Regions from separate parts of the Homo sapiens genome. Here region 1 is linked to region 2. A link is an interaction called in ENCODE POLR2A ChIA-PET data of the cell type or tissue named here. Cell type or tissue: MCF 10A. All regions are shown on one strand.

Region 1 (4,000 bases), 220 kb after region 2:
AGTTTGTAAATATCACAACAATGGCGACGACACATCTGATAGTGAACATTTAAAAGGTGCAGCTCTGCTTTTATGGCTCTCTGCATTATCTTCTGACAGCACATTGATGGCAAATCCTTCTCTGTATCTTTAAAAAGTTGAAATTCCCTTTAAAAATAAAAGATAGGATCAGGTAAGATTCCAAACATTTTTCTATAGTAATAACATGCCTCCAGAAACAGATTTTAAATTTTTTATATTTCCCTGTCAAGTTTAAATCAATTTATACTAAAGATGAAGAGGCTGTAGGAATATATAACAACTTCAGAAAACAAGAAGTTAAAGCTAAATATATTCATTCTAGAGGTCCAGGAAGTAAACAATTCTCAAATTCATACTTTCTTTTACCAAAAAAGGAAGTATGAATTTGAGAATTGTTTATTCTGGAGAATTGCTTATTCTCTATAAAGTCATTTTGGTAATGACCTTATTTATCCAGAATCAATGGATTTCTTTCAATCTAAATCAAACTTTGGCCAAGATTTTTAAAAGTTATAAGCATTTTGGATGAAAATTATTCTTAAAACATATTATCTTTTTAATAGAAAATAATTTACATATTTCTTAATAGTTAAGGATCATTAATATAAGCAAATATTTTGCTGTACTATTATATCAAAAAGCCCCAAATCACTATGTTTTTTTGAGTATTAGTAGTTTTTGGAGGTCTTCCCTTGTTACTAATTGCCACTTCTAGCTATTCTCAATGGTTCTGCTTCTAGAAACCAATAATTTAATTGTATAGAACTGAAACGCCAGATTAAACATATTAGAAGAATGAGTAATAAGTGAAGGAAAAAGTAAATGACCTCAGAGTATGATAACTAATTTCGCTTCTTAGACCTTCCCTGTTTCTCTCCCTCCCACTTCCTGGTTCTCCACTGTGTTCTGAATTACAAGAGTATCTGATAAATGCAAAGCAAATTATGCAATGAGTTAAAATCAAGATTAAAATGCTCCTGTGAAAGTAGCTATTTACTTCTCCAAATAAATGACATATTCCAAAGGTGCTAGTTTGTTCTGGCCTACAGGTGAATAAAGTGAAAGGAAATGGAAAATTAAATCAGTATGGATTTGGGTTGAACAAGTAAAGATTAGATGCCATGAGTTTCTGAAGAAATTGAGACTGAAATCTCAATAAGTGAAGAGCTTTAATATTCTATATTGTTTTAATATTTATTTGAATGCAAACGGTTGAAACAGATGATTTCTTAAAGTCCATTTTAGCTATTATTCTATATGGGTAAGTATGCTATACAGAAAGCAAATACTATTTTGATTTTTTCTTCCAGATGTATCTGTAAGCATATATAAATGATGTACCTCTCAGGATGTTTCTTTAGGTCTGTGATACCACATGCTTTTCTTAATTCCAGGAAATCCTGAAAATATGATTTAAAATTAAATTTAAAAAAGTTATATCTGAAATTCCAAACTAATAAAATGTACAATTCAATTTCTAATGGATTTTGTGGGAGGAGCTGCCAGGAGAGGAGGATAGAACTGGTGGTAATTTACACGTCTTTTTTTTTTAATTTACTTTTTAATTTACTCCCTTTTTAATTTACTCCCCTCATCTAGCATCTTCTCACAAAAGCCTTAATTCAACGAACCAAAAACACTTACATTAGCATACACTGTCTCTTTATAAAGTCCAAATTTTATTATTACTCATATTGATTTTACCTTATTTAGAAAATTTCCATTAGGTTTTAAACTGTCAACGGAGAGAGATTTTCCTGATCCTTTTGTTATAGCCATCTGTGTATCTATACAATCTTCACTGTATGACCAATCTGTACTACAAGCCACACTTTTTTGTTTCTCATTTTGCCATTCATCAGGTCGTTTTTTATTCATCATTGTTATCTCTGTGTTGCTTGATGTAGATACTACAGAAGGTCTTGCACTTGTTGCCCTGCTGGTTGTGAAACAAGCCCTAAAATCAGTGCTAACGTCCACTGTCTGATTAATTGTGACTGTACAACTTGCTGCATCTGTCAATGATTTAGTACACATTTCTCCTATATTGTGAAAGCATGTTTTCTTTGTGGTACTGCTATGAGCAACTTTTAGGGACGTATTATCTTCTATTGCCTGATTATCTCTGACTGCGATCTTTGGTAGCATAGCAGAAAAATCTAAGGCTGAGTCAGCAGTGTTTTGTAGGCTTTCATAATATCCACAGGCAGAAATTATCGAATCATCAAAAACAGAGGTCCAGGAAGTTTGACAATCTTTACAGGGTTGGAGTAATGTCTCTAAAGCTTTATCCTGTGGTAATGTGCTAGGATTTTCAAGGTGCAGTAATATTTTGTTCTCAACAATTTTATTTCCACAAAAATCTTTACCTTCATTTATTTGAGATTTCATGTTTTCAGTATAAATTTTCATTTTTAATACTTTTTGAGGGCTCAAGGAACCACTCTTAGATTGAGATTCCTGGTTTCCTGGAGAATTGCTTCTTAGTACACTGCCATCAAATACAGTGTGGTACATTGAATTAGTCTCTTGTTCCTTATACTTTTCATGCTTTAGGTCATGATATTCTCTTAACATAACAGAATTCTGAAATTTGGAGACATGAAGTGACTCTTCTTGTCCATAAACATCAAGTGAATCGAAAGAGATGATAGAACCACTTCCCGAGTTAACACGATTATCTTCTACATTGCTAGCACATTTAACTTCATAACCCGAATTTCCTAATTCAACAACTTCTGGATTAGATATATCTAATGCTTTTGTTTGGTCAAAAGATAAATGGTTACTTATGTATTCTTGTTCTTCTGCACTGTGATATTCCTGCTGTGAGTCTTCATCTGTATCATGCTTTTGTGTATCTTCAGCACTTTCTCTATAATTAGCATCTGAAATATTGTAGATTCTTTCCAAGCCAACAGTCTTATCTTGATGTTCCAAAATATTAAAAAAAACCTCCTCTTTTTTCTGCACTTCAGGATCTAATTCTGAACTTAAAGGAGTAAGACTTTCCTTCTTTAGTTTTGACTCTGAATAAGGTATAGAATATGTTTTATTCAAGAAAGCATAGTCAGTACTGTCTTCAAGTTCACTTGACTGAAACTGAGTACTCTCTGTGTTAGTATCTTGACTCACTGAAAAAAATGGCTCTAATAAATCCATTTTGTCAATATTGCTGATTTCTTTATTATTAGCTCTTTGCTCTAGTGTCGAAGAATTCCAGTCATCATCAGGAAAAGTCAATTTGACTTCATCACAACCATTGGAGGATAATAACAAATTTTCTTTCTTTGGATTTGAAGGTTTATCTGATTAAAAAAAGGATAAAAACATTAACAGCAACATTACAGAATCTAGACACTAGAAAAACCTTAGACATGATCTGGTTTAAGCTCTTCCCAATGCGGGATTACAATTTACATCATCCATGAAAAATATCCCTTTCAGTAGCAGCTAAAAACTGAACCATGTCCTCCCAAATGATGCCTTGAAGGCCAGACCCATATGTTGGAAATGGGGACTTGGAGAGGTAATTAGGTTTACATGAGGTCATGAGGGCAAGACCCTAATTATAGGATTAGTGTCCTTTCAAGAAAAGACCAAAAGAGCTTGCCTCCCCCTTCTCTCATGTGAGGACACAGCAAGAAGGCAGCCATCTACAAGCTAGGAAGAGACCCCTCACCAGAACCTGACCATGCTGGCACCTTGATCTCAGACTTCCAGCCTCCAAAACTATGAGAAAATAAGCACCTGTTGTTTAAGCCACTCACTATATGGTATTTTGTTATGGCAGCCTGACCTAAGACAACAGCTAAGATTTTCTTGAATTCTTTCGATGGGAAGAAATTTACTGTTTACAGGGCAGCCACTGTTTGTAAAATGGTCTAATAAGAAACTTTTTTCTTATAAATTTATTTAATAAATCTTTGGGCGCCTCCAGTGCTAGCTCTAGGCACTGTAAAAACAAAGAAAAAGAAGA
Region 2 (4,000 bases):
CCAAAGGCTGGGATTACAGGTGTAATCACAACGCCACCATGCTAGTGCTATACCTGTTTTAAATTACTCATACTAAATTCTACTAGGAAATCACATAAAAAAAAAATCACTTCTCGGCTGGGCGCCGTAGCTCATGCCTGTAATCCCAGCATTTTGGGAGGACAAGGCAGGAGGATTGCTTGAGGCCAACCGTTCAAGACCAGCCTGGGCAACAAAGCGAGACTCCATCTCTACAAAAAATAAAAGTAAAAAAATTAGCTGAATGTGGTGTCATGCACCTGTAGTCCTAGCTACTTCAGGAGGCTGAAGAGGGAGGATCACTTGAGCCCAGAAGGTGGAGGCTGCAGTGAGCCACTACTGCAACACTGCACTCCAGCCTGGGTGACAGAGTGAAATCTTGTCTCAAAAAACCAACAAAACAAAACAAAAAACAAAAAAACAAACACACACCAATTCTCTCCAACCTTGGGTAAAGCATTTTCCTGAGGTTACACACATTTACTATACCATATTGTTTACAAATTGCTTTGAATTCCAGCCTTGCATCCCACCACTCTCTTGGTGGATAAATTTCTCATTTATCCAATCAAGAGACAGTAGTAATCGTGTTCGTGACAAGTACATCAACCTAGAATAAGCCTGTTACTGGCTCACCTTGTCCCGCAAATGATGTTCTGCAGCTTCAATATTCAGTGGATCATCAAAATTCAAAAGATCCTTAAAAAGAGAGAAACTTAAAGTAAACATTGGGAGAACTGCTTTTCTGCTGTTAAAGTCTTCATTTTATGGCACAGTAAGAGAAGTCTAATTAGCAAATGGCAGACCAAACTGGAGAGCTGAGAATCCCACTAAGAACTCAAGTGCTTGTGATACCAAAATATCGAACATGTGGGTATTTTTTTCAAAATGGTGACTGACAACTGACTGAAAGAAGTCAGAGATATGTTGACATGTAGTTCTACAAAGTTTGGTGAAGATGGAGTAAATTGCAATCGCATTCATTTCTAATGCTATTTGTGATAACTGGAGAATGAAAACCACTATTATTAAGCATTTCCAAATAAAAATCCCCTTCTTTTCCATAAAAATTCACTTTTTCTTTTGTTTTGTGATTAACAGTTTTGACTTTTTGGGCCCCTTCCCTGGACTTTCCTTTCTCTGCTTCACCAAGCCTCCCATGCACAGCCAATAGGGACGATGTCTAGAACCCGAGCAAACTGCACAGCAGTGTCGCTAGGCTCATGTCCCCCGACTCAGGAGAGGGAGCCCAACCCATTCTCCCCTGGAAAAGCACTGCAATGGCTACGCCCCTCAGCCCCAAGAAGCACTCTGGACTTTGGACCAAAGCCGCATCTTATCTTCACACTGCTCAGCCCTCTTGTTGAGAATCAGGGGGCTTGCCTGGCTGGGCACGGTGGCTCACGCCTGTAATCCCAGCACTTTGAGAGGCTGAGATGGGAGGATCACCAGAGGTCACAAGTTCGAGACCAGCTTGGCCAACATGGTGAAACCCCGTCTCTACCAAAAATACGAAAATTAGCCAGGCATGGTGGCGCATGCCTATAATCCCAGCTACTCGGGAGGCTGAGGCAGGAGAATTGCTTGAACCCAGAGGCAGAGGTTGCAGTGAGCCAAGATGGCGCCACTGCACTCCAGCCTGGGTGACAGAGCAAGACTCGGTCTCAAAAACAAAAAAAAAAAGAAAAAATCAGGGGGCCTCAATTTGTCCTTATGATGAGTCATGGCTTTCCAACGCAGGCTGTAGGATGGATCATTGTCAAGACAACCATATTTCTCTTCAGGAATGATGTTAAATTTGGGGACTATGTTCCTGGAGATTAATATGGCTGTGACCATTAAAATGTTACAAAATAGCAAAGAAAAACTGTAAATCTCTATAGTCATTCACAGTTGGAAAATCAGATTCCAAGTCCTAGAAAAAGGCAAAAATATAAAGTACATATTAGATAAAGACTGTTATCAGACACACAGAATTTCTTATCTTCTTTACTATATGTTAGACCTAAGATAAATGAGTTGATCAGAATAACCATTACAGACTTAATTAGCAATTTTGATTGGCTCTTTTAGAATTTACTTAGAGCACTGAGAGATGGGGAGCTAGTGTGGCTGTAGCAGATTTCTTAAAAAAAAATTTTTTTTTTTGAGACGGATTTTCGCTCTTGTTGCCCAGCCTGGAATGCAATGGCGTGATCTCGGCTCACTGCAACCTCCACCTCTTGGATTCAAGCGATTCTCCTGCCTCAGCCTGCCAAGTAGCTGGGATTACAGGCGCCCGCCACCACGCCTGGCTAATTTTTTTTTTTTTTAGTAGAGGTGAGATTTCACCATATTGTCTAGGCTGGTCTCCAATTTCTGACCTCAGGTGATCTGCTGGCCTCAGCGCCTCCTAAAGTGCTGGGAGTACAGGCGTGAGTCACTGCGCCTAGCCAACAATTTTTTTTTTAAGTCCAAGGAGCCAGTGTTTCTTTCCTCCCATTAATTCCCCTGCAGCAAGTTGCCAGTTAAAACCTATTCAGAGCCAAGGAGCCTGGGACAGACATGGTGGGCTCCAGAAAAAAATTATGGTGGCTGATGACAATGACGGCATATGGGCCCCTAGAAGGGCCTGAGTTCACAGCTTTGGCTCTCTCAATCAAATCTGGAGATGCCAAGGCTCAATATTACAATGCAGCACAACTGCCAGACAGATTTCAAATTAGGCTCCAGAAATAAAACTTCATTCACTTCAATGAAAAAGCCAAAGACAGAAGCAGAACAAAGTGGCTAAGACCAGCAGAAACTGTCAAGTCCAGGTGTCCATCAGGTATGACCTCCCATGGAGATTCAGGGAGATCCTGAAATCACTGGAAGTGCTTGATTTCTCTGCTTGTGTGATAGACATTCACCAGCTAACATCTGACAGAAAGACAAAAGGTGGGCAGGGACTCAGTTTAGTTTGAGGCTCTGCTTTTGCTGAAGATAAGAACACTGTGCCCTCAGATGACAGGACAAGTAAGAGCAGACCCGCCCCTAGTTTAACTGAGTCCTGCAGGTGCCTCTGCTGTAGGCAACAGCTAGTGACCCACATGACACCTGGCCAGGAGGATGCTCATAAAACAGCCCACTGGCCTGGGTGGACCATCCAAGATCATAGAGGCACCTTAGGTTTTATCAAAAGTAGCAAAAACTATTTTTTCACAAACAGATCTCTGAAGCTTATTTCTTTAAAAGCGCCTTTATGAATCGAAAAGTAAAAATTCAAAGGAACGTATAATATCGTATAAAAAAAATCCAACCAACAGCTTTTGGCTGAGTCCATTTAGCCTCTTCCTGCCCTAGGGCCATTGTCTGAGAAATGCTATTTCCTGAGAACAGCAAACTTCAGCAGCTCATCACTGACAAAAAGACAACAACTCTGAGGTTCTGGACTCATGAAAAGCCCTCAAGGCTGGGTAACCACAAAATCATCCACCCCAACCAGAACACCTGGGAGGTGACAGGGCCACTCCCTGGGCTGGCTAGTGTAGCCACAGGCACAGAAGTGGACTGGGCCAAGTGACCCCAGAGTAACAGCCACCCTGCTGGAAGGGGCTAAGGGAAGTGGAACCAGCCTCATCCCCTAGAAACCGGGGTCAGCCACCTCAGCAGGGCAGAAGTGAGACTGCTGTGGCCCCTGCCCCAGACAACCTCCCCACATGTCACTCCAAAGTCCCCTCATTCCCCACCTCACTGTTCTACTTCTGACTCATAAAAGAGCAATAGAAAAAAGGGGTAACTATGTAACTGTTTGCACGGTGGGCTATTTTTTAATTTATTATTTTTTTTTAGAGACAGGTCTTGCTATGTTGCCCAGGCTGGTCTTGAATTCATGGGCTCAAGTGATCCACCTGCCTCAGTCTCCCAACGTGCTAGGATTACAGGTGTGAGCCACCATGCCCAGCCAGCATGTTTTTGGGGGGTTTTTGTGTGTATCTGTTTTTTGAGGCAGAGTCTCTGT

What was found. ChIA-PET counts read pairs that join two places held together with the same protein. Peaks named below come from ENCODE experiments on the same cell type or tissue, not always from the same donor. Only the 100,000 strongest peaks of a DNase experiment are listed, where the experiment ranks them.
Region 1: POLR2A ChIA-PET joins it to region 2 with 9 read pairs; 1 of 35 experiments calls an interaction of 5 or more read pairs at or near these places.

What each region holds. Positions count from the first base shown.
Region 1 is chr2:237,816,322-237,820,321 of GRCh38, reverse strand. RBM44 (RNA binding motif protein 44) reads right to left here. Exons shown (of 16, transcript NM_001080504.3): 3 at 1,726-3,329; 4 at 1,363-1,421; 5 at 1-147. Among named protein-coding and RNA genes, the nearest start is that of RBM44, 20 kb to the right of the region's middle. In MCF 10A, no CTCF peak of the experiment used is centred here; a DNase peak (open chromatin) is centred at 2,081.
Region 2 is chr2:238,032,595-238,036,594 of GRCh38, reverse strand. UBE2F (ubiquitin conjugating enzyme E2 F (putative)) reads right to left here. Exons shown (of 10, transcript NM_080678.3): 9 at 655-717. UBE2F-SCLY (UBE2F-SCLY readthrough (NMD candidate)) reads right to left here. Exons shown (of 19, transcript NR_037904.1): 7 at 655-717. Among named protein-coding and RNA genes, the nearest start is that of SCLY, 26 kb to the left of the region's middle. RefSeq lists a silencer at 3,651-3,846. In MCF 10A, no CTCF peak of the experiment used is centred here; a DNase peak (open chromatin) is centred at 2,414.